Regions from separate parts of the Mus musculus genome. Here all the other regions are linked to region 3. A link is a loop called in an ENCODE intact Hi-C map of the cell type or tissue named here. Cell type or tissue: left cerebral cortex. All regions are shown on one strand.

Evidence for each region. A loop is a pair of places that touch in the nucleus more often than their neighbours do. Peaks named below come from ENCODE experiments on the same cell type or tissue, not always from the same donor. Only the 100,000 strongest peaks of a DNase experiment are listed, where the experiment ranks them.
Region 1: it touches region 3 in a loop (2.0-fold over the local background); 6 of 42 quality-filtered maps call a loop at or near these places.
Region 2: it touches region 3 in a loop (2.3-fold over the local background); 6 of 42 quality-filtered maps call a loop at or near these places.
Region 4: a loop joins it to region 3, with 6 times the contacts of the local background. A loop is called at or near these places in 23 of 42 quality-filtered maps.
Region 5: a loop joins it to region 3, with 2.1 times the contacts of the local background. A loop is called at or near these places in 7 of 42 quality-filtered maps.

The regions. Positions count from the first base shown.
Region 1 is chr3:107,838,184-107,843,183 of GRCm38, forward strand. No RefSeq gene overlaps it. Among named protein-coding and RNA genes, the nearest start is that of Eps8l3, 37 kb to the right of the region's middle. In left cerebral cortex, no CTCF peak of the experiment used is centred here; DNase peaks (open chromatin) are centred at 2,820 and 3,398.
Region 2 is chr3:107,802,868-107,807,867 of GRCm38, forward strand. All of the region lies in intron 2 of Gm40121 (a long non-coding RNA gene), which reads left to right. Among named protein-coding and RNA genes, the nearest start is that of Csf1, 45 kb to the left of the region's middle. In left cerebral cortex, no CTCF peak of the experiment used is centred here; DNase peaks (open chromatin) are centred at 2,112, 4,310 and 4,695; H3K27ac peaks cover 1,678 bases.
Region 3 is chr3:107,752,420-107,757,419 of GRCm38, forward strand. It overlaps Csf1 (colony stimulating factor 1 (macrophage)), which reads right to left. Exons shown (of 9, transcript NM_007778.4): 2 at 4,198-4,320; 3 at 3,012-3,074; 4 at 1,313-1,483. The region is part of intron 1 of Gm40121 (a long non-coding RNA gene); the gene reads left to right. Among named protein-coding and RNA genes, the nearest start is that of Csf1, 5.5 kb to the right of the region's middle. In left cerebral cortex, a CTCF peak has its summit at 2,420 (motif pointing left); a DNase peak (open chromatin) is centred at 2,409; H3K27ac peaks cover 8 bases.
Region 4 is chr3:107,693,789-107,698,788 of GRCm38, forward strand. It overlaps Ahcyl1 (S-adenosylhomocysteine hydrolase-like 1), which reads right to left and starts at 2,772. Exons shown (of 17, transcript NM_145542.4): 1 at 2,370-2,772. The coding sequence starts at 2,489. It overlaps Gm40121 (a long non-coding RNA gene), which reads left to right and starts at 2,437. Exons shown (of 3, transcript XR_003954675.1): 1 at 2,437-2,941. In left cerebral cortex, a CTCF peak has its summit at 2,966 (motif pointing right); DNase peaks (open chromatin) are centred at 1,930, 2,167 and 2,860; H3K4me3 peaks cover 3,113 bases; H3K27ac peaks cover 2,830 bases.
Region 5 is chr3:107,826,820-107,831,819 of GRCm38, forward strand. No RefSeq gene overlaps it. Among named protein-coding and RNA genes, the nearest start is that of Eps8l3, 48 kb to the right of the region's middle. In left cerebral cortex, a CTCF peak has its summit at 1,834; DNase peaks (open chromatin) are centred at 1,828 and 2,914.

The DNA of each region.
Region 1 (5,000 bases), 86 kb after region 3:
GAACCCAATTGTCTGCTAGAGGGAGGGATTCTTATTTTCAAGGAAGCTTCCATGGCAAGCCCACAAACATCTCTCCCAAACCAGTTCAGTTATCAGAGCGCAAGCATCAGAAAAGCCCGGGGGCTGCATGGAACCTGAGCATAACGATCCAAAGATTCTCTTGGCTCAGTCTTCATTCTTGTATTAAAAACAGCATCTAGCCACACTGGGGTGAGGGTGGGGGAATCTGACCTGGGACTTCCACCAAACTCCCAGGATGTATCATCAAAGCACAGGTTTAGATCATGTGCCCACGTCCAGACCAGGGAGGACAGAAAGTCCTGAGGGATTGGGTTTATATCAACTGCAATCTGGAGTTAAGGAGTAGTAGGTGGATTTCCCAAAGCTAGTAATATCTTCCAAAGAACCCTGACTTGTTGAGAAAGGGTAGGTAGTGACCTATGAGAGGGTGGAAGGGAATGTGGGCTCAAGGAGAACCAAGCAAAGGCTGTGACCCGTGCAACCCCATGCCTTAGGTACTATAGAACCTCCAGGGGGTAGAGCTAGCCCAAACACAGCCCCATGTGCACTGCCTCCCTAAAGCTCTATGAATATCAAGATATGATACTGTGTCTTTATTCTAGAATAAATTCCTAGAGATGAAATCACTGGACATTTCCAATGTCAAAGATAGGGACAATTGTAACTTCTGGAAATGTCTAATATACTCTGTCTTGTAAATATGTAAATGAGGGCATCTTTTTACATACTTGCTGCCCTCATAGATATGATCTGGCTTTTTGAAATGAGAAGGGCTAGCTTCTCTTCTTGTACTTGTTGGCCAAATACAAATCTGGAAATCACTTACTCTAGCCCTTCATTCAGTTCTATATCAGCTTGTTATCTTTCCCTTTTTCTTGTTGACTTGCAAAAGCTCTTTGTAGCTCATGGATACAAACCCTTTGTTTCATCTGTACAGACATCTTTCGGAGTTTGTCCTTTGAGTTTTAATTTTGTAGAGAGAGAGTGCTTATGTTTACAAAACTAGGCTAATTTCATGTGCTTAAATATGTCAAGCTTTCATGGATTTCTGCTTAGAAATGTCTTGTCTTCTCTGCTGTAGATTAAAAAATAATATGAGCCAGTTGGTGGTGGCACACACCTTTAATCCCAACACTTGGGAGGCAGAGGCAGGCAGATCTCTGAGTTTGAGGTCAGCCTGGTCTACAGAGTGAGTTCCAGGACAAGCCTGAGCCACACAGAGAAACCCTGTCAAGGGGGGAAACAACAACAATGTACATTTTTGTTTTCATATTGCCTGTGTGTTTTTATATTTTAACCCCTTCTCTGTCTGGGAGTTACTGCATCTGGCTGGAGGCAGAGATGACTGACCAGCCTGTAGGACAGAAGAACTTTGTGAACTGTGGAATCTCTGCAGCTTCCCCACAGAGATGTCTTTTGTTAGCATCTTCTTTGCAGGAAGCAACTAGAGGGATTAGAAGAAAAGCTGATATGTCTCCTTAACTTCAAAGACAGCCAGGAAAGGGGAAAAGGAACCTAGTGGAAGCAGGATGCAGCCTTTTGATGTTTGCACCCCAGAGAAAGAGACAGGCTGAGCCCTGCAGCAAAGAAGAAAAGATGATGGGAGAAGCTATCTCTGTCCTAGGAACAACCCTGACAGGGATGTGGGAAAGTCTGTCCAACCTCCAGACTCCAGGAAGCACTGACTTTCTAACAGGGTGGTTTCATTAGTATAAAATGTGATCCTTTCACAAGGATTTTTGAGCAAAACTACTCTGGGCCCTGGATAGGACCAGCATGTCCTGGCCCAGTGATAGCAGAACTCAACCCTGACCCAGAGATGGCAGGAGAACCTGCCCTGTTGTAGAAGCCAGGAAGTCATCGCTTTAGAAAGATTTATTTCAGATGACTAACCTGACATCTTCGGATCCGGAAAAGTCATCCTGATCCCTAGAGAAGTGGCTGCATCTTGAGGACATAACTGACTCCACAGCAGGGCCTGGAAGAGGAGGTCCCACAAAGCAGCAAAGTGCATAGACCCGTTCCCATGTGTCGTGTTCTAGAACTACCCGAAGGCACAGGCATGCACCTAACATGGTGGGTACTCCAGGAGAGCTACAGGAGTGCACATGTCAGGGGTCTGGGAAACAGGACGGCTCTTAGCATGTGTACTTGGGGACAACATAGGACAGCCCCTCCCATTCCTAGGAGTTTGCCAAGAGCAGAGGCCTAGAGAATACGTGTTAGCTGAGAAATGGACACTTCAGTGTCTCTCTCTTGCCCCTGGATGGGTAACCTCTGGTGAAGAGCACCCCCACCCTCAGAATCTCCTGCAATGATAGGCCCTGTGGCCACCCACTGTCTGGCCTTCCTGGCCCCATTACTGCAGACTCACTGCAATCTGGCTGATCCCAGCTTCCTGAAGCAGGCCCGCAGGGTCCAGAGGGGAGACGGTGGGTAGTTTAGGAACCAGGACCTTAGAAGAGAGAGGCACCTTCCTGTTTCTGATCCTTTGAAAAAGTGATCAGGAAATGGACTTTCTGGATGCTGGAGTGGACTTCTTCTCCAGTCCCAACTCAGCCAGGCCCTCACCAGCTCCCACGTAGGGAACCAGGTCCCTCCAGCCCCTGCTCCTAATGCTTAGTTAAAGCACCCTTCACAGCTGCCCTTATATTTACCTATGTTCCCTGACTGTGATGGTCTGTTGTGATTGCCTGTGACTGTGTGTTATCATGAGCTGACAAGTGTGGCTGAATGTGACTGTGGTTGGGTATAGTGGTGCCAGTCCATGTGTGACTCAGAATCGCTGTGTAATTGTATGCAGCTGGGTCCCATTCCGCACAGAAGAAATGGCTGGTTGTGCTTGTGCCTGGTTATGTCTTACTGTGTGATCTGTACGATTGTATGCTGCAGCCCATTAATGCCTGCCCGTGGACACGTGGGTTCCACGTGGCTGTGTGCTGCTGAGTACAGTATGTGTTGGATGTATCTATGAAGTAGCTGCGTGCTAGCTGAGTGGGGCTTTGTGTGACCCTTCATCTTTCCCTGTGTGACTCAGGGCCAAGACACAGGAGAGATTAGGGTTCTGCAGCCTGTATGCTGTGGTAGGGGAGAGGTGGTAGTGTGTGTAGAGAAGAAACAGAGAGGCAGAGAGACAGACAGAAAGACAGACAGGGAAATAGAGACAGAGAGAGTTAATTGCATGTTCTTTTCTAAGTCCCGTCCCTGAGAAGGCTGAAGGCTTCCACTTCTGAGAGGAATCAGCACAAGCTACAGGATGCTCTTCCCCTGGGTCCCTGACCATTTTTAGAGTGTTTTCTTGGAAGTCAGGCTGAGCTTCGGAGTAATGCCAGCCCAACTGAGCTCTCACAGCAGCTGACCCGGGGCTCACAATGTCTCAGTAATAGACCTCACCCAGGCCCAGGCTGCTCGCCAGCCCTGCCGGGACATCCAGCACTCGTCCCTCAGCCTGGCCACCTCTGGTCATTCTCCCTATACCTATTCTGGCTGCAGAAGAAATACAGGCACTATGTTCCCCTACTTTCCAGCCCTGAAGACAGACTTGCCAGGAGTTGACCGCCAACTCTTTCAGGGATGACAGAACCTCCTCAGTAAGGGATTTACAATGCTTTCCACATTTGTGTGTTATATTTTTGACTGTCAGACTGCGGCACTGGAACCTTTGTCCTCCCGTTTTCTACCTCAGAGGTTCCAGTCTGGCCTGTTCCCTCCACTGTACAGGCAAAACACAGCCCCATTGGCTCCATGCAGCCCCCACCCCCTTCCTGTAGCTAAGGGTCCTCTGCTTCTCTGAGGAGACTCACAGGACCATGACCTTGCCCAGAAACGACAGGGTTTCTCCCTCTGACTTATTTTCTGTAGGTCTCAGCTACCCAGGCACGAGAGCCTCAGACTGCTTCTGTCCCTGCTGGAGTAGAAGCCTTGTGCTCACTGCTATTGGGCAGAACAAGTTGAGAGCATCGGGTGACCAGGAGGCTGCTGTACCTTGAGATGAAGGGCAGGAACGAAGAAACGGAGAGTCAGGAGTCAGAGTATGAAGGGCAGGCATCACCACTGAACTCATAGATGGGTGGTGGCTCTTGGAAATGGAGCTCCTAGAGCAGAATCCTAACTCAGGATCCCAGAGCTGTACCCATGAGGAAGGCCGATTTCCTTCCTTGGACTTCAGTGTAGCCACCTCAAGGGCTGAACAAAAGATGATGGAAGTTCACTGGCTTTTGCCTGCAGCCTTGAGACAACAGTGACTCCAAGTCCAAAGTCTTTCCCAACCTAGACAGGCTACATCTTGGAGTTACTCTTCTCTTGCCGCTTCAGAAGACCTTGGAGACCCTAGTTAAGAAGATGAGAAAGGATGGGAAAAGCTGGGCAAGAAGAATTGAAGACAGTCTGCGAGGGGAGCTGTGGGGGTAACCATGGCCACCAGGGACGGGAGGCCTCCTAAAGCAGGTTTTAGATGCTGGTGCCTGACAAGACCCTTCCCCAGTCCTCCCAGCTCGATCGTTTAGTTTTCCTTTCCTCCCAGTACATCCCTACTCCCCACTGCCTTCCAACCACCTCAGGTCCTCTGGGGCTGCAGTTTTGGCCTTGGTTATTAGGCCACCTGGTAAGCATTATAGTTCAATACTCATAGACTATCTGAACTTCACCTGCATTCTCCCCATGGGAAGGTCAACAGAGAGGCTGGAAAAAATATCAAGCCTTTCCTACTAAAAATAGTCAGTTACAGTAGCAAAAATGTCTATTGATCACCCTAGTGAGTGCCACGTGACAAATCCCACCGGCATTGACGTCCAGAAAAGAAGTAGAAATGACCGAAATCAGTTGGTGGATGTGTTCTGGCCTAGTGGAGCTTGAGGACCAACTGTTGGCCAACATTTCAAAATGGACCAAAGAAGGACAGCTGCTCCTCCTTGCTTCCTGTGTCATTTCTGGGGTCGTCATTGAGTGCTGGGTACAAAGGCATTCTTCCACCTCAGACC
Region 2 (5,000 bases), 50 kb after region 3:
TTGCTCTGTCTCTCTACATCCCTCCACATCCTATTTCAGATGAGCCTGCAGGTCAGCGTTGTTCAGCTATTCTGCTGGATTATGCATGTTCTCTTTCATTATGCTGATTCTCTCCCTCCATTTTTTGAGATCCAGTAAATAAAAGTTCTCTTGGACCTTTTAGAAGAAACTTAAAGAAAAGACAAACTTAAGAGATAAGCAGCATAATGGCTTAAGAGCCAGGATTCTAGAGCCAGAGTTCAAATCCTTGCCAAGAGAACGTAGACAAGTCATAGGATCTTGGTGCCTCAGTTTCCCTATTTGTCAGTGAGGATGATCATCACACTACTTCCTTGGGCTCTCAGAATGATTCGGTAAGCTAACGATACACCCCAAACAGTGCCTGGACCAGATCTATGGGTTCCATGTCCATGGACTTAACCAACTTTGGATTGCAAATATCTGTATGTATGCATGTGGTATGTACATATGTGTTCATGTGGGTGGGTGCGTGTAGAAGCCTGAGGGCAATGCTGAGTGTCTTTTTCTATAATTGTCCACCTTATTTTTTGAGCCAGGGTTTTACTGAACCTGAAGCTCACCAATTTGCCTAGATTGGTTAGTCAATGAGCTCTAGGGCTCTGCCTGCCTCTGCCCTCCCTCCTCCAGTGCTGAGCTTACAGATGTGCATCCTTACACCAGGCTTTTGTTGGGCGTTGAGGACCTGAAGGCAGAGCCCTCATGCTTGCACAGAGTCACCTTTCCGATGGAGCCATTTCCTAGTTCATCATGGATTTTTTTTTTTTGAGGTTTATTTATTATTATATGTAAAGACAGTGAAGCTGTCTTTAGACACACCAGAAGAGGGCGTTAGATCCCATTACAGGTGGTTGTGAGCCACCATGTGGTTACTGGGATTTGAACTCAGGACCTTCGGAAGAACAGTCAGTGCTCTTAACCGATGAGCCATCTCACAAGCCTGAATTTTTTTTTAATTGAAGCTAGACTCAGCATTGACACACAACCCTTTCTTTTTTCTATTCACAAAGCAATGAAGGATAACAGCTACACATGGCATTTACTAGGTATCCAATTAGTTACATTTTTGTTTTTGTTGCTCTGATAAAATACCCCAACAATAGCAACATAATGGAAAGGAGGTTTATTTGGGCTCACAGTTCCAGGGTATAATCCATCATGGTGGCGGGGGTGGAGGGGTGGCACAAGGGGTCAAGCTCAGCTGGTCACATGGCATCTACCAGAAGGAAGCAGAGAATGCTGGTGCTCTGCTAGGTTTTCCTTTTTATTCAGTCCAGGACTGAAGCCTAGGGAATGATGCTGCCCATCTCAATTAACCCAAAGTAGACAGCATTAACAATCACAGGGATCCAAATTTATCTAGAGATGAAATAAAGCTAACAAGAGCCTTTACATGGGTTATATTATCTGGGTAACATTATCATTCTCTTTAGTATAAGGGACTTTGCACATCCAAGGATTTCAGCACAGGGATAGGAGTATGGAGTTCTGAAACCAGCTCCTGTGTAGCCACCAGCGGTCACAGGTTACTGGGTTCCTGAAAGGAAAGCTGGGGGTGGATGGGAAGGACAGTGAGAGAAATAATGAGCCAAGACAAAGTTCTCTGATCAAGACTCAATCTTTAATTGTAGGGTCTTGAATTTAAAGGGGGAGACCCATCCCCCACTTTGCCAGGATCTCCTTGCTTTGTTCGGATCTCATCTGGAAAGCAAGCTCAGCTGCTCACCAGGTAGCTTCTTGCAGGAAGCTGCAGATGTGGCACACAATAGACTTTATCTAGGTCGGAAGACTCCATCCTAGGTGGGCTAGCCGACTATGGCAGAAACAGGCCTGATTCAGCCCACCCAAGGCTGGAGGGAAGGGCACACTCCTTCCCCAAGTACACAGGTATGACTGTGTGGTGACTATGGCAGCTCTGCATCCTGCAAATGCCACAAAAATTGCTTAATTTGCTTTATGAATTTAATTCTAGTGACAAGAGTCCTTTATTGTACAGAAGGGACCTGCTGCTGCTTTCACTGGAGGAAACAGATTATAAGAAAAAAGCTGAGAAATCTGCATGAGTCAAAACCCTGAAAAAAAGAGAATATGGCTAAAAAGGGAGAGAAATGTCTAAAACCTGAAATTCTCATTGGACAATCACACATTCACCAAGGAAACAGTCCTGGCTCTACCTTCCTCCACACTTCCTTCAAATTCTGTCCCAGCAAGCACTGGTTTGTCTTATTCCTTCTTCCTACTCCTGCAACATCTGCTCCCATCCAGGCTACCTTGGTTTTCCCTTTGAGCGATGGTGGCAGCTCCTCACCTGTACTCCCATGTCCACTTTGGCCTCCCTCAGTAATCCAGTGTATTCTCCACTCTCCACACAGTAACCACAAATAGAATCGTAGGCCATCAAGATGGCTCAGCAGGCAAAGGTCCTTGTCACCAAGTGTGATGACCTGACTTCAGACCATGTATCCCACATGACAGAAACAACTCCCACAATGTTTCCTACCTAATCTCCACACATGTTAGGTGGTTTACACATGCCCCCCATAATAAATTAATAAATGTTAAAATTTTGAAATGCAAATCTAATTATATTATCACCATGGTTATCCTATTATCATAACCTTAAAACTACTCAGGGGGTTCCCAACACTTTCAGAATAAAGAAAAAGTCTTAACATCTCACCAGACCCTGCAGAGTCTGGGCCACACTTGTTTCTCCATCCTCACCATGCCCCATCTTTCTCTGTTTTACCCATGATGCCTTCCTTCAGACTTGTGTAATGATGAAGCTTCCCCCAGGCCAGAGGGCCTCTGCAGGTATTAGTCTCTTTCTGTACCTTGTTCTCTCCCACCTTCACCCACTTAAAGAAATTAATAGATTTTATTTATTTATCTATGTTTTTATTTTTATTTTTATTTATTTTTCAAGTCAGGGTTTCTCTGTGTGGCTCTGGCTATCCTGAAACTCAATCTGTAGACCAGGCTGGCCTTAAATTCACAGAGATCCACCTGCCCTTGCCTCTCCAAGGTGTGTGCAACCACTGCCTGGCTACAACAACAACTACTACTGCTGCTGCTACTCCTCCTCCTCCTTTTCCTCCTCCTCCTTTGGTTGGTTGACTTATTTGCTTTCTGTATATGTATCTGCATGTACACCTGAACGCCAGAAGAGAGTATCAGATCCTACTATAGATGGTTGTGAGCCACCATGTGGTTGCTGGGAATTGAACTCAGGACCTCTCTGGGAGAGCAGTCAGTTCTCTTAACCACAGAGACATCTCTCCAGCCCTAGATTTTATTTTTTTAGAGCAGTTTCAGGTTCACAAAAATTAGAAAAAAAAATGAAAGAAGGTGCGAAACAAAGAGTTTGTGTCCCCTCCTCACCCCTTCCTATCCCCATACACAGCCTCCACCTCCGTCAACACGGAGAAACACTTCAGTGTGTCAGTCTGTGAACCCACGTTAACACACTGTTTACTACCAAACACCACTGTTTAATTTACATCAGTGCTGATTGTGGTGATATTCTCTGAGCTATGGCAGGTGGCCTATAGCAGTATTTCTCAATCTTCCTAATGCTGCAACTCATTAATACCTTATGTTGTGGTGACCCCCTTTTGTTACTGTTATGACTCATAATGCAAATATCTAATATGCAGGAGGGTCTTAGGCGACCCCCAAAGGGGTCACAACCCACAGGTTGAGAGCCATGATCCTATATCATCATACAGAATATTTTACGGTTCTAAAAGGTCCTCGTTCGATATATGTGTACTCTTCCTTCTCTTCAGACCCCTGGTAAGTACTGATTTTTTTTTTTTTTTTAGTACTTCCATAGTTTTGTTTCTTCTAGAGCATTCAATCATTGAAATAATACATTACATCAATTTCCAGATTGGCCTCTTTCACTTAGCAGTATGTTTTTAAGATTCCTTCGTATCTCCATGGCATGATAGCCCATCCCTTTATCATCCGAATAATAGTTCATTGCAGGGGTGCATCTGTTTATCCTTTTTCTGATTAAAGGACATCTTGGTTGCTTTCAAGTCTTGACTATTATAAACACAGCTGCTATAAACATCTGCATGTAGATTTCTGTATGAATGTAAGTTTTCAATTCCCTTGAACAAATACCAAGGAGCAAGCCTGCTGGGTCATTTGGCAAGAGTATATTTGGTTTTGTAAGAGACCACCAAACTGTCTCTCCATTTTTCATCTCACCAACAGACAGTGTCTCACTGCTGCATTTCTTCACCAGCATCTGGTGTTTTGGGCTTTAGCCATTCTACTTGTATAACATTGTGGTGTTTTCTGTGTATTCAGAAATAGAACCTCGCATGTTAGGCAAGTTCTCTGTCACTGAGCTACACCTCCAACCACACCATTACTGTTTTAATTAGCAATTTCCTACTGTTTAATTACACATAAACACATTTTCACACTTCTCGGCCATCAATGTATCTTCTTTGATGTGTGTTCTGTTGACATCCTTTGCCCTTTTTTTAAAAACTGTGTTGTTTCCTCTCCTTTTATGACTTCGGTAAATGCTCCATTCATGTCTTAGATCCCAGTTATCGTCCCTCCATCTTTAACTTGGTAGAAAATGAAACCCTTTTTATGAGCTCTTGGAGTGATAAGTGTGCTGCACATGTCTGGAGCTGTGATCTTATACATATTCATATAATTCTTTGAATAATGTCTGGTTTTTGTGTGTTTGTAAGAGCAGGCAGCATATCCGGCCTTGTTCCCTGGGCTGACTGCAGAGAATGTTAGTGCTGGCCCTAACACAGCAGGAACTCGGTTAACAGAAGGAAGGGTGCCTAATAACCTCACCTAAGGTGAAGCTGGGGAGGAAGGGGTGGGGCCCTCCTGCAGAGAGCACCTCCAGTACAGGGAGAGCACAGGAGTCCAGGGAACTTTTACAACGGGGAGGAGGGAGCAGAAGGCCAAAAGTGATCCCCAAAGCAGCACAACCAGTGTCAGGA
Region 3 (5,000 bases):
GATTCAGGATCCTGGATCCCCTTCTCTTCTCACCAGGGTGAGAAGGATGGGCAGGGCTGTGCAGTTCTGTGGCTCTGCAAACAGCATCTGTATGTCCAGCATTCACAGTCATGAGCCGCGCCTGCAGCTGTCAGATGTGCCTCACACCAAAATGAGCTCTTCTCTCAAACCTACTCTGCCTGAGGTCATCCTTATTTTGACATCAGTGAGAACTCCAGGGACTCAAAATGAGAGCATCCTCACTCACCCTTCCCCTTCTGCCAGGAAGCATGGAGTCCTGTCTGTCTGGAGGGATCACACCCACTCACCTCCATTTCCCCTGCTCCCCTCGGATTCAACTCACCACCATGCCCAGCTTGGCTGAACCTCCTGCTGGCCTCCTGCCCTTCATTCCTGCTCTCCACAGCGTCCTCACCACCAGATGGTCTTCCATCATATATGACATCGTGTCATTCACTAGCTTATGGTGGCTTCTTTCAAATTTAGACAAAAAGCCCACCTCTTTGACACCATGCATGAATGCAGTGCTTCCTGACTTTGCTTCCTCCTGTCCACACCCCATGCCTGGGCCATGGTGAGCCGCTTTGGATTTCTGAATGCAAACCTTTCTGGTTACCCTAGGGCTTGAGCATAGCACTCCCCACTCTGTTTCTCTGTCTGTGGCTCTTACTGCTCTTCCTCACGCTGGAGCGCCGGCTAAAGTTTTCTTGCTTAGAAGCTGCCTTTGCCTCTTCCCCTCTGCATCCTCATTACATTAGCTCCTCACCGCACACTCAGAGTCTCGGGTTCCTGTTCCTCTCACTGTCACCCAGGGCGCCCCTCACCTGCTGCTCTACACTTCTCCAATGCTGTTAGCATCATTGTCCATTCACATACTTGCTCATTTTAGCTGCCTCAGCACCCCTCCTCTCGTCATGATTGTGGGGATTTTTGCCCCCCCCCTTTTTAAAATCACAGCTCATTTCTGGTGTTCAGAACATCCCTTGATGGTCACTCAGTAAGGTTTTACTGAATGAATGAAGAGCCCTTCTGATCATATTTATAGGTGTCATCATTTAACAGCTGTCTACCTCACTTGGCTATAAGCCCTGTAAGGGTGGGAAGGGGAATTTCTTGTTCCAAGGATATCCTCAGGGTCCAGCACTGTGCCTTCTGTCTAATGAATGCTTGATAAAGGCGGATGGCATAAGAAATGAATGGGCAAGGGAGTAAGTTAGTAAGGTTCAGGCTCGGTGAGCATATGAGGCAGGGTGGGACCTCTGTAGCCTCCCTCTGCCCTTCTCTGGTGCTCCAGCCCCAGAATCCACCCTACCTTGTTCTGCTCCTCATAGTCCTTGGTGAAGCAGCTGTTCAGGTTATTGGAGAGTTCCTGGAGCCTCTCGGTGGCGTTAGCATTGGGGGTGTTGTCTTTAAAGCGCATGGTCTCATCTATTATGTCTTGTACCAGAAAAAAGGCCTTCTTTAGGTAGCAAACAGGATCATCCTGGAATACAGGAACCAGGAGGTTAGCACCTGGCCATGGTGGCCTGGAAACCCAGGCTTTATATGAGACGATCACACCCTAGGCAGACAGAGGGCTGTAGCCTGTCACCCTGTAATCTGAGGAAGGGACACACCACCCTGGTGATGAGGATGGTGATACCCTTGGCCTGTGTTTTGTTTTCTTTCTTTAAATCAACCATGATGGAGAGTTGGGCTGGCGTGAAGGAAAGGTGGATTCTGGTTGGAGAGAGCTTTTCTGCAATGCAGCTTTATTCAGGAGACACAGGGGAGGGTGGGTTTCAGCCTTGCTGCCCCTTAGCATTTTCTCTCTCTCTCTCTCTCTCCTCTCTCCTTTCAGCTTACTTCCACTTTTTTTTTTTTGCCATATGGCCCCCTCAAAACCTCCAAAATATAAAAATACTGAGGGAGGACTACCTCATTGTCAAAAGTGTAGCCTTGGGTTTTGTCTCCAAGGATACAGTAGTTGGTTCAAAGACAGAAACTACTTTTATCTCTGTATCTCTAGTGCCTGATCCAATAAATAGGTGCCATGGTGCAAGTGAAGGAGCAATAGAATGGATGGAAGAAACCCTGAGACTATGCAGGCCATGGCATGTTCACAGAGATGCATGGGTCTAGTGCATGAGAGCTCAGAGATAGAAGGAATTCTGGGTAGCCTGACTGTTCTCTTGAGGCTTGAAGATAGGGAGGTGTGTAGCACAGGGATCAGCGGGGCACATGGAAAGGATGGAAAGACATCACAAAGAGCTGATGCAAAAGCTGGGGAGCAGAATGAAGCAGAGGAGGGAAATGAACGTAGGGTGTGGTAGGTACTGCAGACTTGGAACTAGACTGTGCTTTCTCCTGGAGCCATGGGGCTCCTGACAAGTAAGGCGAAATAAGTGAAGGCTTTGGGGTTTCAGAGGGCTCCCCCTAGTGGTAAGATGGAGAGTGCCCTAGAATCAGGGAAGTCAAGAAGCCCCTGAAAATTTCCAAGGGACTGGGGAGGAGAGAGGGACAGCACCCTAAGGTGCAGAGAGGCAGTATTGGCTGCATTGGGTGGCTGGTCAGTTAGGTGTGGGGTAGAAAGCCAGGCTAGACTGCCTTCCTGTCTCTGGCCAGTGGATTGGAGAAGATGTGATCTAAAAAATAAAGCACATTTTTTACTTTACAAGGTATAACATTCCTGGGCTCAAATTAGGCCTCTATCACTTGGCTAAGCATGCTCCTTAATCTCTGCATGGGTAACAAGCAATATTTGTGGACCTCAGAATTGTATTGTTAGGATTAATTGGGGAATGTGCCTAGCATTTAGCAAGTACCTGATTTATACCAGGTCAAAGTAAGGAAACAGAAGGACTTAAGCTCTGGACCCTACCCAGCCCTGCAAGCTGGAACTTGACACTTGAGCACCCAGGGACCCTCATCCTGTCTGCTCTAGGTTTTCTGCTGCCTTCATACTGTTCCATGCCAACACAGAGCGGGCCGTGAATATTCACTTAAGCACCTTACAGACACTTGCTACTCACCAGCTGTTCCTGGTCTACAAATTCAAAGGCAATCTGGCATGAAGTCTCCATTTGACTGTCGATCTGTGAGATAGAACAGGCCAGTGGTTACATAGTACCTACAGGTCCACTCAGCTTCAGGATGGGGAACCCAGGTTTTGGGGTGAATGATGTTTTAATTTTACCTCCCTAAAACAATGCCAAAATGACAGAGCCACAGCTGGGGAAAAGCTGTATCTTCCAAATACCCAGAGTACTTAAAAGCCAACAACAGACACTTCTACTTTGACCTATGAAATTGCACAATCTAGTCTGTATATGGAAGAATTATCTCTAGGAAAATATAGGATGTAATCTTTTCTGGAAGGTGGTAAGCACTCTATCATGAAAAGCCTCAGGGAGAGGCTGGCTGAGCTCTGGGGAGTCTGGGTCTCTAGCCCTTGCCTCTCCCTGGAGCAGAGACCACGACAGCACTCATGGCCTTGGGCCTGCCATGGAAGCTGCATGCATAGGGTGCTGTTAAGAAGGGAGATTGGGAAGGTCAGCTCGGGGGCCCAAGTTCAGGCTCTGCACATGGCCTTACCCACTGGTGCCCCACCCTGCCGGGCTTGTGGAATAAATTCTTTAGTGAGAGGAGCAGGAACCATGACAACAACTGGATCCTGCCTGGCTAGATGACATTTAGAATTGTTGAAGATTGCATTAAGCCTATTAGAATGGGACCTGGGTTCCTTCCTGGCCCAGATGAGCAGGGCATTCCAACCTCAGGGGCAAGGATCAGGGGAATGAAGGCAGAAGGCGCAGAGTTAGGCTAGAGCCTCCCATCTAAATTTGGGTGGGGCCCTGGTGCCAGGCGCTCAGGGATCTGGCTATCCAGGAGCAGGATGAACCATCTGGACCCAGCAGGCAGACTGGGCTGACTTCCCAAAGGAGGCATTGTCTGAGTCAGAGCAGGGTCAAGGAGCAGTTTAGAATCCATAGTGGACATTCCTGGACAACCATTAACCCAGGCAGCAGTTAGAAGCCCACCCTAGTCACTACAGGTGACCCAGACTAAGGGGTTGGGAGGACCTAAAAAGATCAATGAGAGAAGTACCAGGAGAGCCATTATCCACTTGACTGTTTTCTGGAAGCCTCTCTTTGACTCTGCCTTCTGGCTTGCTACCTCAGTTTCCTCAGTGAGGAGAAGGCATGGTCTCATACTCACCAACTGCTGCAGGACCTTCAGGTGTCCATTCCCAATCATGTGGCTACAGTGTTCTGACACCTCCTTGGCAATACTCCTGCTCATGAGGAGACAGACCAGCAGCAGCCGGGAGCCCAGCCATGTCTATAACAGAAGGGAGTCATGTCTTTCCAGCACTTCCTCTCCCTAGCTACCCCCATGTCCCACTAAGGGCAAAGAAACAACGCCCCATTCCCATGCTGCAGCACCATTAGATTCTTATCAGCCAGGGCACCACCTCACTCTTCCCTTGGTAATAGCCCAAATGCCATCTTCTCCAAGAACTCTTCTGAGGTTAACCCAGAGCAGCTCAACAATACAGAGTACTTTAAAAGACAATTTTAAAAGGCTTACTGTTTTTGTTTTGTGTTTATGAATATTTTGCCTGCTTGCATGCACACACTCTATGTGCTTCCTTCTTGGAATCTCCTGGACCTGGAGGTATGAATGGTTGTGAACCATCATCTAGATTCTGGGATTTGAACCTGGATCCACTGCAAGAGCAACAAGTGTTTTTAAATGATGAGCCACCTTTCCATCTTACAGAGAATGTCTAATGATAATACTGGTGGTGTGCCAACCAGTATAAGTTTTAGTGACTGAGAGACTCAAGGGTAAGATTTTCTATCCTTTTAACTTTTAACACTGAGACAAATAGATACCTTGTAAGCTGCCTTCAAACTTGTGGTCAGTCACTAGCTTTCAGATTGCAAGCCAGAAACACTCATTACCCCTGGCACCTTCCTTCCTTCCTTCATTCCTTCCTTCCCACCTGGTTACACAGG
Region 4 (5,000 bases), 59 kb before region 3:
ATGGAGAAGCTTTAAAGTCACCTATGGCCCCAGGAATGCCCTCAATTCCAGCGAGAGCTCAGTAATGGGAATGATCCAAAGATTACCTGGTCTACAGTCGAGCTGGGATCCTTTGGGATGACGGACTACATCATTTTAAAGAGACCTTTTCCTCACACTATTCAGTACCATGCCACCTGCACCCTCACCTTTTCTATACTTCATCACATTATCACCACATGGAAGAGGCTCAACAGTGACCTAAGTCAGAATATCGAGGAACTGAAATCCTGAGAGGGAATAAAAAACCAAAACCAGAGTACCCAGAATTTACTACATGACCTTGACTAGTCCTTAACTGGTCCATTAACTAAGTAAATGCTTCTTATCATCATCATTAAGGGAAGGTAATTAGTCATCATAATACATCTTAATACAAGTACAACGTACATACCACACAATAAAGCTCAAAGAACAAGATGAATAACATGAGGACACATACATTAGCAAATGGAAATTTACAACAGGGTCTTCCCACACGCCTGGCAGGACTTGCTTATTTTAGTTAATGGAATATGAGTCTCTAAAGTCATTAGCACTTGGCTTCACAATAATACTCATTTGTGATATTCCTTTCAGACAGAGGAAAAGGGATATTTACTGCTGTTGGCATTCAGCATCTCAGTTACTGGTTAGCCAGATTGCCAATTAATAATTGAGTACTACATTCAAGGGACAAAACTAGGCTCCATAACTAGGCTCCATAGATACAATGGTAACCAAGAGTCCTGGCCTCCAGGAGTTTACAATGTATAATACAGATTTTGGCTTATCAATATTGACTTGCAAGAATATAGTTACACTGAAAGAAAAAAATAAGGAACAATAAAAATGACTAAGACTCTCTGGAGTACCTAGACAAAAGAAGGTGGGCTTATGACAAGAGATAAGAGTCAGGGGGTTAGTCTATCAGTGTTTCCAATTCTCCACTTAACTCATCTGAGGTACTGCACGTATGCATTTTGCTTGTAAGAACTCTAACTTTGTATTCAAATAGTGCAGATTGCAAAAGGTCACTTCTCTAACAAAGCAGTTGGGGAATGAGAGCACTAAAAATGAGGTCAACTGGATCCCTTAGGATGGAGGGACCTTCTATAAACCTTTCAAAGGTGTTATTGGTGACATTCTCAATTTTGTGAGAAAACAGAGCTAAAGCACACAGCAATGACTTTTTTTTTTTTCCCCAAGACCAGTCAATTAGTTTCCTGGAGGAAAATAAATAAAGCCCTCTCAGGCACTGAGAGCAGCTTAACTAGTTCCAGTACAGGAGCCTTGGGGATTAACTGCTCTGCAAACCTTGCTCAGCTGAATCTATATCATCCTTGAACCCTACAAATACTGTAGGCAGGATTGATTGTGAAGAGACTTTATACAAGAGGAAACTATTTCAGAAAGGTCACCTCCTTGTTCCACTGCTAATTGGGTACCAGGTTAGAGGAAGGGTCAGCAAAGGTTCGACAGAAAGCACTGGAGACCCCGACCCTACCACTGAGAGAGCTAGTTAGACTCAGCCCTCCATAGATCACCTTTTCCAAGAGCCATAGAAGGATGTCCTTTGAGCTCAACCCCCAGCACAATAGGCTGAACTTGTAAGTGCAGTAAAGAATGAGCAATCATTTCTTCCCACCCACCTCCCCAACCCACCCAAGCTCCTTTCTGGAGGGATGTCTAAGTGATCTATTCACATGACTGCGATCAACCTGCATCCATGACAGTGTCTACTGTCACCAACCTCTAAATTTTCCTTTCTCACATACTTCCTAGCAGGTGGAAGACTGCACGGCGATTACCATTTTGCCTTTCCATCTCTTGTTGCTTTTAGAACCGTCAGCTGCATAAACCAGTTCATACGATTCTTTCCTCTTGCCTCTAAGCGATCACGCAGTTGTTGGTCGAACGGCCAATTCTCCCCCAAGAAGATGCTTTGAAAAAGAGCTGCCTGATTTCCCCCACTCACCTGAGGGGAAATTTCCTGCACAACCTCATCCCCTGGACAGGTCACAGGGGTCAGCTGAGTCGCTCACCCCCTCCCAATCTCGTCTTCAAGGCCCTCCATCCAGGAAAAGTCAGTCGCGAATTTAAGGCCTGGCCCTGTCGGGCTTCAGTAAGATCCAGGAGGACTCCGGCCGAGGGACAAAGAAAAGCGAGGTCAGAGCGGCCTCTTTGGCTCCAGCTAGGCCCATCGCCGCTCACCGGCCACCCACTACATCGTGTCAATGGTCCTGAGCACCCCAAACCCTAGCCCTAAGTCCCGAACTACCCGAGTCCGGGCCCGGGGCTTGCTCGCGCCCCTTCCTCGAGGGCCCTCGCCGCCACCCAGAGCCCCGCACCTTCTTGGGAGCCTTGGTGACCGTGGCCATGAAGGAGTACTTCTCGGCGTCCTCGATCTCCTTGGCCTGTTTCAGCTCCTCCCCGACACCGGGCAGCGGCATCGCGTCAGGCATCGACATCCCCCGGCCGGCCCGGCCCGCGGCTAACCCGCCGCCCCCGCCTCTTTCCCTCACGGGCGCCCGCCCGTCCGCGCGGCGCCCTCGGCCACGCGCTCGCCCGCCTTCCCGCCAGGCCCCGCGCCGAGCTGCTTGGGCTTCCGAAGGGCTGGGACCCGCGCGCGCGCGCCTCGTCGGCTCCGAGACCGGAGCCTGCCGGACAGCGACGGCGGCCACAGAACCAGAAGCAACAGCACGCAGCTCCGACCTGCCCGCGCAGCCACCTCCGCCACACGCAAGCACGCACGCAAAGTAAGGGTAGAGGGCGGAGACGCCACGTCAAGTACTGGCAGCCCCAAGGAGAGGGGGGCGGAAAGAGGCGGGGACAAATGGCGCGCTCTGGTGACGTCAACATGCTGGGCCGGGCCGCAGGAATCGCCCCTCCTTTCCTGCGCCTCGGTGATGAACGTCCCAGGGTGAGTAGTTGAACCTTGTCTGCCGCCAGGTGGTGCCATCAGCCCTATTGAGCCGAGTGTGACTCCTATAAAGATGCCACAAGACTAAGGGTCTTTGGACTACCAACTCCCCAGGAAACCTCAGCATGGGGAGGTGGCAGAGCATCGGGGATCGGGAAGATGGCATATCAAGAGCGATGCTTGGGAGCATAAACCAGAGTCCCACCGGACACATTTTACCCGGCCCTTTTTGGGAAAATTCAGTGTTAGAGACAGCCTACTCCCGGCCCACACCCTGGGCCCTTTGGGCCAGAAGTCCATTTCCAGGGGACAGTGTTTGCTTTTTTACTTCACAGGGGTGCAGAACAAGCTGAGAGCAGTCTGGTTTCTACACAACCCTTTATGACCTCCATCACCATCTCCTCCTGGGCCTTGTCTGTTTACAAGACCTTCAGGCTGCAGTGCTGATGTGAAGAGGTCATTAAGATAAGGTTGATGGGTTGGTCAGAGGGCAGAGAACAGGGCAGATTGAGAAAAAGTCCCAGCCAAATGGGTTCTCCTGCTCCATGCTCTCTAGGCAGTAGGCTCTCCCTGCCAGCTCCACTCTCAGTGAGTGTAGTGCAGAACGTTCAGTTTGGACTCGCACAGTTTCTGGATTCTACTGTGTACAGCCCCCGTATAAAGGCCCTGGGATGGTAGAGGTGCATGTGGCATATTTATGTTTTCCAAGAACCCATCCATTTGGGAAGGGAAAGCCTATTCGTAAGCTGGGGTCAACTGCGGTATCTTATCCTTTGAGAGTCATTCAAATGACATTGGCTCCAATTCCTATGTCCTGTGGAAAGTACAATGTTGTCCCCAGGATTTCTGTGAATTACTGAGGGGACTTAGGTTTTCATGGTCATCTCTGGCTCTAGTTTGCTGCCTCATCTGAAACATTACTCACTATTCCAGTCTTACAACTGTTTCTTTAGCTCTTGTAGTCACATCAGCCCCTTTCTCTTTCCAACTCTTACTCCTAAACCACAAAAAATGAGGCTATAACATGTAGCAGAACTTTTAATGAAGGTTTGTTGGTCAAAGGGGAGAGGTTACATCACATAGCAAACAGTCTACAATTACATTTCTGAAATGTTCCAAAAAGAGATTTCAGCCATCTATCTCACCATTGGGATTTCTCAATGACCACAATCTCCCTCAAAGCTCTCTAGTATACTCCGCATCTAGCTGTTTCCTGTGGCTCCTTTTTCATTCCTTTGCTTCACTCTTCTCTCTTGGGTGGACTCTGAGAAGCCAGATTCTTCCCCACTATGCTGAGAATAAGTCCTCCTGAGAGCCTTTCCACTAAATCCTCTCTAAGCTCATTCTTTTATATCCAGCACCTCACTGGGTTCTGGGTTGTTTGTGAGAGGGTCTCACTATGTAACCCAGGCTGGCTTTGATCTCTTATCCTGTGCCACCATTCCTGACCTTACCAGGTTTTAAAGACTCAACTTTATCAAGAAAAAAGGTGGTCTTAAAAGACACCAGCCCTACCCCAATACTGATTTGTGCTCAAGGTTGGGGAAGGTGTGAAATAGTTATTTCTGGACCCACTGAATTCTTCCTATAAGAAGCCTGTGGATGTTTGAAGAGGGCTGTTGAAGTACCTAGAAGGATTGCTATGTCTTAAAATGTTAGTGTTCTCTCATGTGCTCACTGTTCAGAGCAGTCAGACTTCTCTCCTTGGGAATTCTATGGCCACAGAGGGCAGAGAGATGAAACCAGAGTAGTAAGCACATCCACACAGGGCCAGGCGGCCACTCTCTCCTTAGAGCTGGGGCCTGCAACCACAACTGGCCCACTCGGGAGCTTTCATCTTTTTTATTTTGTCCACACTGTTATTGGAGCCCCATAGATTCAATTCACCTGAGTCTTTAGAAATCAGCTAAGAAACTCTAAGTCTCCTGAATTAAAAAAAAATATATGTGTCTTGAGACAAATTATTTTTAACAAGCTCTAGTGTATCTATATTTTGGATTTGACTTTTTTAAAGCAGTTTTTCTTCAGGTGCTTTGTACTTTCTCTGGGCATTTTAGCT
Region 5 (5,000 bases), 74 kb after region 3:
TTATGGAGCCCACTCAGTGCTAAGAGTCACTAAGTCCAGTTCTGTTCTGGTACTATGGTGCTACTGGCAAAGAGAACTTGGGACCAGTGGCACAGACAAGGAAGACCTGCAGGAGCCAGGCTGGGTACCAAGGACTTGGTCTCATGTGGAGGCAAGAAATTCTGGGAACCAGAGTTCAGCGGCAAGTGGACCCAGTCCTCTAGCAGAAGAGAAGAAAGAGAAGAGAAGAGAAGAGAAGAGAAGAGAAGAGAAGAGAAGAGAAGAGAAGAGAAGAGAAGAGAAGAGAAGAGAAGAGAAGAGAAGAGAAGAGAAGAGAAGAGAAAAGGAAAGAAAAGAAAAGAGTTGGCTTAATCACTGGTCACTAGTGACATGCCCAGGCAGGGCCTAGTGACTCTGGGAGCTAAGGAGAACAAAATCTGTTCCAACAACTATAGCATGGGGTTAGCTGGTCTGAAAAGAGGCCCCAGGAGTCAAGTGGAACCAAGGAACCCTTTCTTCCCCCCTCCAACTCTGCTTTCTTTTTTTCTTCTCTCTCTCTCTCTCTCTCTCTCTCTCTCTCTCTCTCTCTCTCTCTCTCTCTCTCTCTCTCTCTCTCTCTCTCTCGGGGTAGTGGTTCTCCATGTAGCCCTGGCTGTCCTGGAGCTCACCCTGTAGACCACGCTGGCCTCAAACTCACAGAGCTCCCAACTGCTGGTGTTAAAGGCACGCATGACCATGATTTAAATCCCACCTCGGCTTTCTCAGGAGTGCCAATGGTGAAGATGCTGAGCTTGGGGACAGGGTGGAGGCAGACTCTCTTCCTGAGTCTAGTTTGACTCAGAAAGGTCTGACTGATATTGACTGCCCCTGGCCTCACTCACCTGCCACTCACCGTCCTGCTTTACCTCAAGTCCCTGCCCCACCATTAGCAGGCTAATCCTGCTCCTGCACCCCTCCACGCCTAGTCTGAAGATTCAGTTCAGTCTAAGTCTCTTGCCTCTGACTTTCTGCAACTGGGTTCTAAGACCTCAGGTTGGTGGTAACCTAGTTTCAAAGAAAAGAACCCCAAAGAGTGAACGGGGAACGTCAAAGCATCAACATCACCCAGTGCCTGAGAACTAACATGGCTGGGTGAGAGAGGCCTCACAGGGCCTTTCCTCAGGAAATAGCGCTCCAAAAGGTCAATGCTGAGGGTGCCTGTGCTGAGGCTGTGTGTCGAAGTGTTACCCAAGGATGCCTCCGGGCTGTAGAGCTGCTTACAGTTTATAAAGCAACGTCACACTGTGTTCTTACAGAAACCCCAGAACCATGGTCACCCCGTTACACAGATGAGGAAACTGAGGTGTGGGGTGGTAAATACCACGCCCCACTCAGCATCCTCTATGAGCCCAGGACTGCTGAGTCAGGCTTCTACTCTGCCCATGAGACCAAGGTCCCTGCTCCCTTCTCACCCAACATCAAGAGGACTGGCGAAGCCTCTATGGCACAGGCTGCACCACATTTGCAGGTCCTGTCTGCATCTGCCTCCTTCAGTTGCCCTAGCCCTGCAATGTCACCTGATCTTTGCCAGAAATGTCCTTTCCCGTTCTCTCCCATTCTTTCTGTGTCGCACATCTGCATGCTAAGGCTGTCCAGAATGCATGTATTAGCACCGCCCCCCAAGCATCGCATTCAACTATTTGTGAAGGAAAGAAGGAAGGAAGGGATCACGTCTAAAGAGCCAGAAGTCTTTAGGAGTTTGCCTCAGGAGAGCACCGTGTCATCATGACCCCTGGAGGAGCTGAGGCCACTGAGAGTGATTTCATTGGCACTTGGACCCATCAAGGGTCACACATCCTCCTCCTCCTGGCGGTCTCTTGAGGACATTACTCAGCACGTCTTCAGCTCCACCCACTCGATTTGGGAAGGGACAGCTCATGGCATAAGCATTCCTGCCTGCCTCCTTCTTTCCTCTGTCTGGAATCTCCCTAGAGGCACCTGCTCTGTCACCACTGTCCCTACATCAGTGTCCCCAAGGAAACCTGCCCTTGCATCTCCTGCAGACCTCCCGTAAACTTCAGCTAGGGGTGGGAGTGCAACATGCTTGGCCAGTGAGTGATGCATGCTGTTCTAGGGGCCTGGGTAGGGTAAGGGCCATGGTGCCAGCAGCCATTTCTCTCTCTCTCTCTCTCTCTCTCTCTCTCTCTCTCTCTCTCTCTCTCTCTCTCTCTCTCTCAGAGGTCAACACCCGGCCTTCACTCCCACAGAAACAGCCCACCCACTCCACATGGCCTCCTGGAATAGAGGCAAAGGATTCCCCAAAGAAGCCCCCCTTGACCCGGGACCTGGACCTGCTGGGCTGCAGAGATGTCTTGTGAGGAGCCTCAGCTAATCCTTACCTGCACATTTGACATCCTACCCAGTGGTCCTTCCTTTGAGGAAGCCCAGGTCTGTAGCAGGAGGGCCACTGGGTTTGGCCAATCGCTGGCATTTCTCTGAGGATCCAGTGGCAGCGAGGAAGTCTTCTAAAGTGTGCAAGCTACAGCAGGGCTCTGGCTTCAGAGAAGGGCCTTAGTACCAAGAGGGCTTTAGGATCTTCAAGCAAAGACAGCTGGAGTCTAATTGCACAGAGAGAAAGGCAACACAGGTCTCCATCTCCTAGACCCTCTGAGTTATCCCTGGGGGCTATGGCTTGGAGTAAGAGGGTTATGGAATGGGGGTCTAGGCATGAGGTTATGTGCCCTAGGGATGCTAACCTGGGTCTCAAGCTCATTATAGAGTGGCTCCTCTGGGTGGTAAGTTGAAGCAAAGCTGACTGAGGCTTCTCCCCTGCCGCCTCCAAAAGGCTGGAGCAGCACACCGCCTGCTCCCTCCTGCTCCCTCACACCCTGCCTTTCCCTGAATCCCAGTCCCAGGAAGCAGCGCTGGCACGGGACTCAGACCACTGACTCATGAGCGGCGGCGGCAGCCTCTGTAACCGCACTCACACCAGCCACATGTGTGTGTGTCCCTTGCATCCTGCTCACTCCTCCGGCCAGCGGGCTTCACTCCAGCTGTGGGAGGATGACTACCACATCCACGCCAGAACTATTGCCCCACAGGACACAGTTGCTCAGGGCGCTCATCACAGAATTCCTCCACAATGCGGTGGACACTGTGGACGCCGACTGGCACCTCACAGCTGCTCTCTCTGCACTAATCCTGAAGCACAGTCACAGTGTCACCCCCCACAACAGAGGGTCTTGCTCTGTGGTCCTAGCTGGTCTAGAATTTCATCAATCCTCCTGTGTCATCCTCTTGAGTATGTACCATCACGCACACTGTCACTGGTTCCCATCACCCTGGTATGGAGCTCACGCTCTGTATGTAGTCTAAATTCAGATGCTTGGGATATGATCTGCCCCTCCCCTACTTTCTTCCTTCTCTGCCCCCTGATGCTCATCAGAACCTGAATGCCCTTGCCCAGTCCTATCTCCGCTCCCATAATGCACCATGCTCACTCCTGCTCCCTAGGGTGTTCTCAAAAAGCTCTCCCTGACCTTCTAGCAAGTCCTGTTATTTCCCAGGACTCCTCAAAAGGCAAAGCCACTGTTGGGAGGATGGGACAACTGCATCCCAGCATGATTTCAGGAGTCCAACAGGTCTTAGACTATAAGGTTGAGGCAAGCCACAGGGTCAGCCATTGGAGGCCTGAGTATGAAGTGGTGCAGAGAAGGCTGTAGAAGTCTTGAGTCACTAGTTGAGTGACTATAGGTCACGCATGCCCTTGGGATTTTTGACTTCCTCCTCCATCCCAGGATAAAAAGCAAGAAATATTCTGATTTAGCCGGTTTTCACCAACCCCCTCCTTCCTCAACCATCCCCACCCTGTCTGAGCTCACAGAGTAGAAGGCTCCTGGAGATCAGCTTAGTAAGGAGACCAGTTCTAGGCCCTTCTCTCAGATGTTCCAACTGCCACCACCTTCTCCCTGTTCCTCTTTCAAGGGAAGTAAAGAGGCTCAGGCCAAAGGCAGAAAACAAATCCCCTGGACCCCGTGGCTGAGGCTTGTGGCTCAGTTCTAGAAGGAGTCCTGTAATTAAGGGGTTAAAAGCAGCCAATAGTTCCTAGAGTCAAAAAATTAGACAAATCGCCCCAATGCTGGGAAGAACTGTGGGGGAAAGCAGGGTTAGTGGGGGAAAGCAGGGTTAGTGGAGCAATGCAGGTTCTCTGGCTCCATTTGGCTCCTGATGCTGGCCTTCTATGAGGCCTTCTCCCAGAATCTTGGTCTTCACATCTGTAATACCAATGCCCCCAAAGTGCTCAGCACACAGCTAGGGAGGAAACATTCAGTGAAAGTCACTACCTCCTCTTCAGCATGGAAGACCAAGGCTGGGCTGTCTCCTCAGGCTTCAGCCATCAAGGCTGTGTGGTAAGAAGACAACACATATCCCCCAGGGCTATAGCAGAAATCAGTGGGTTCCTAGGCTGGGACTCCCCTAACACCACAGAGCCTCTGTGCCCACCATCAGTCACAGAGAAGAGGAAAGACAGCCCTCCATGGCCAACCTGAGAGTGTTCCCCATTGCTCGGAGAGCCAGGCTCCTGACCCTTGACCTCTACCTTCCTGCCCTCATGATCCTTGGCGTCAAGAATCTAGCGTCCTTCCCTTCTGAGTAGGCTTGTCTACTACATATCCTCCTGTCTAGGAAGGCTGCATGCGGCTCACAAGGTGGGGTAACCAAGGCTGCGATGGCTCAGAGGCCATGTGCTCTGGAACTTCATAGGTCAAAGTGTTCCCTAAGAATTTGGGTTCCCCAAGCCCATAGACTTAGCAGAAACACCGAGGAGAGATTCCTCTTCAGACTGAGCTATGTCTCACTGCCACCTCCCAACAGGAAGCTCTCATGGGCCTTGCTGCAGAGAGGGGCAGAATAGGTTTAAGGGCAACACAAGGTTTAACCCACAGCAGTTCTATGCCTGAGGCTAGCTCACCACATAAAACTGGGCTATTATGCCAAGGATGGATTCAACTCTACTGTCGCACAGCAATGGGGTCTATAAA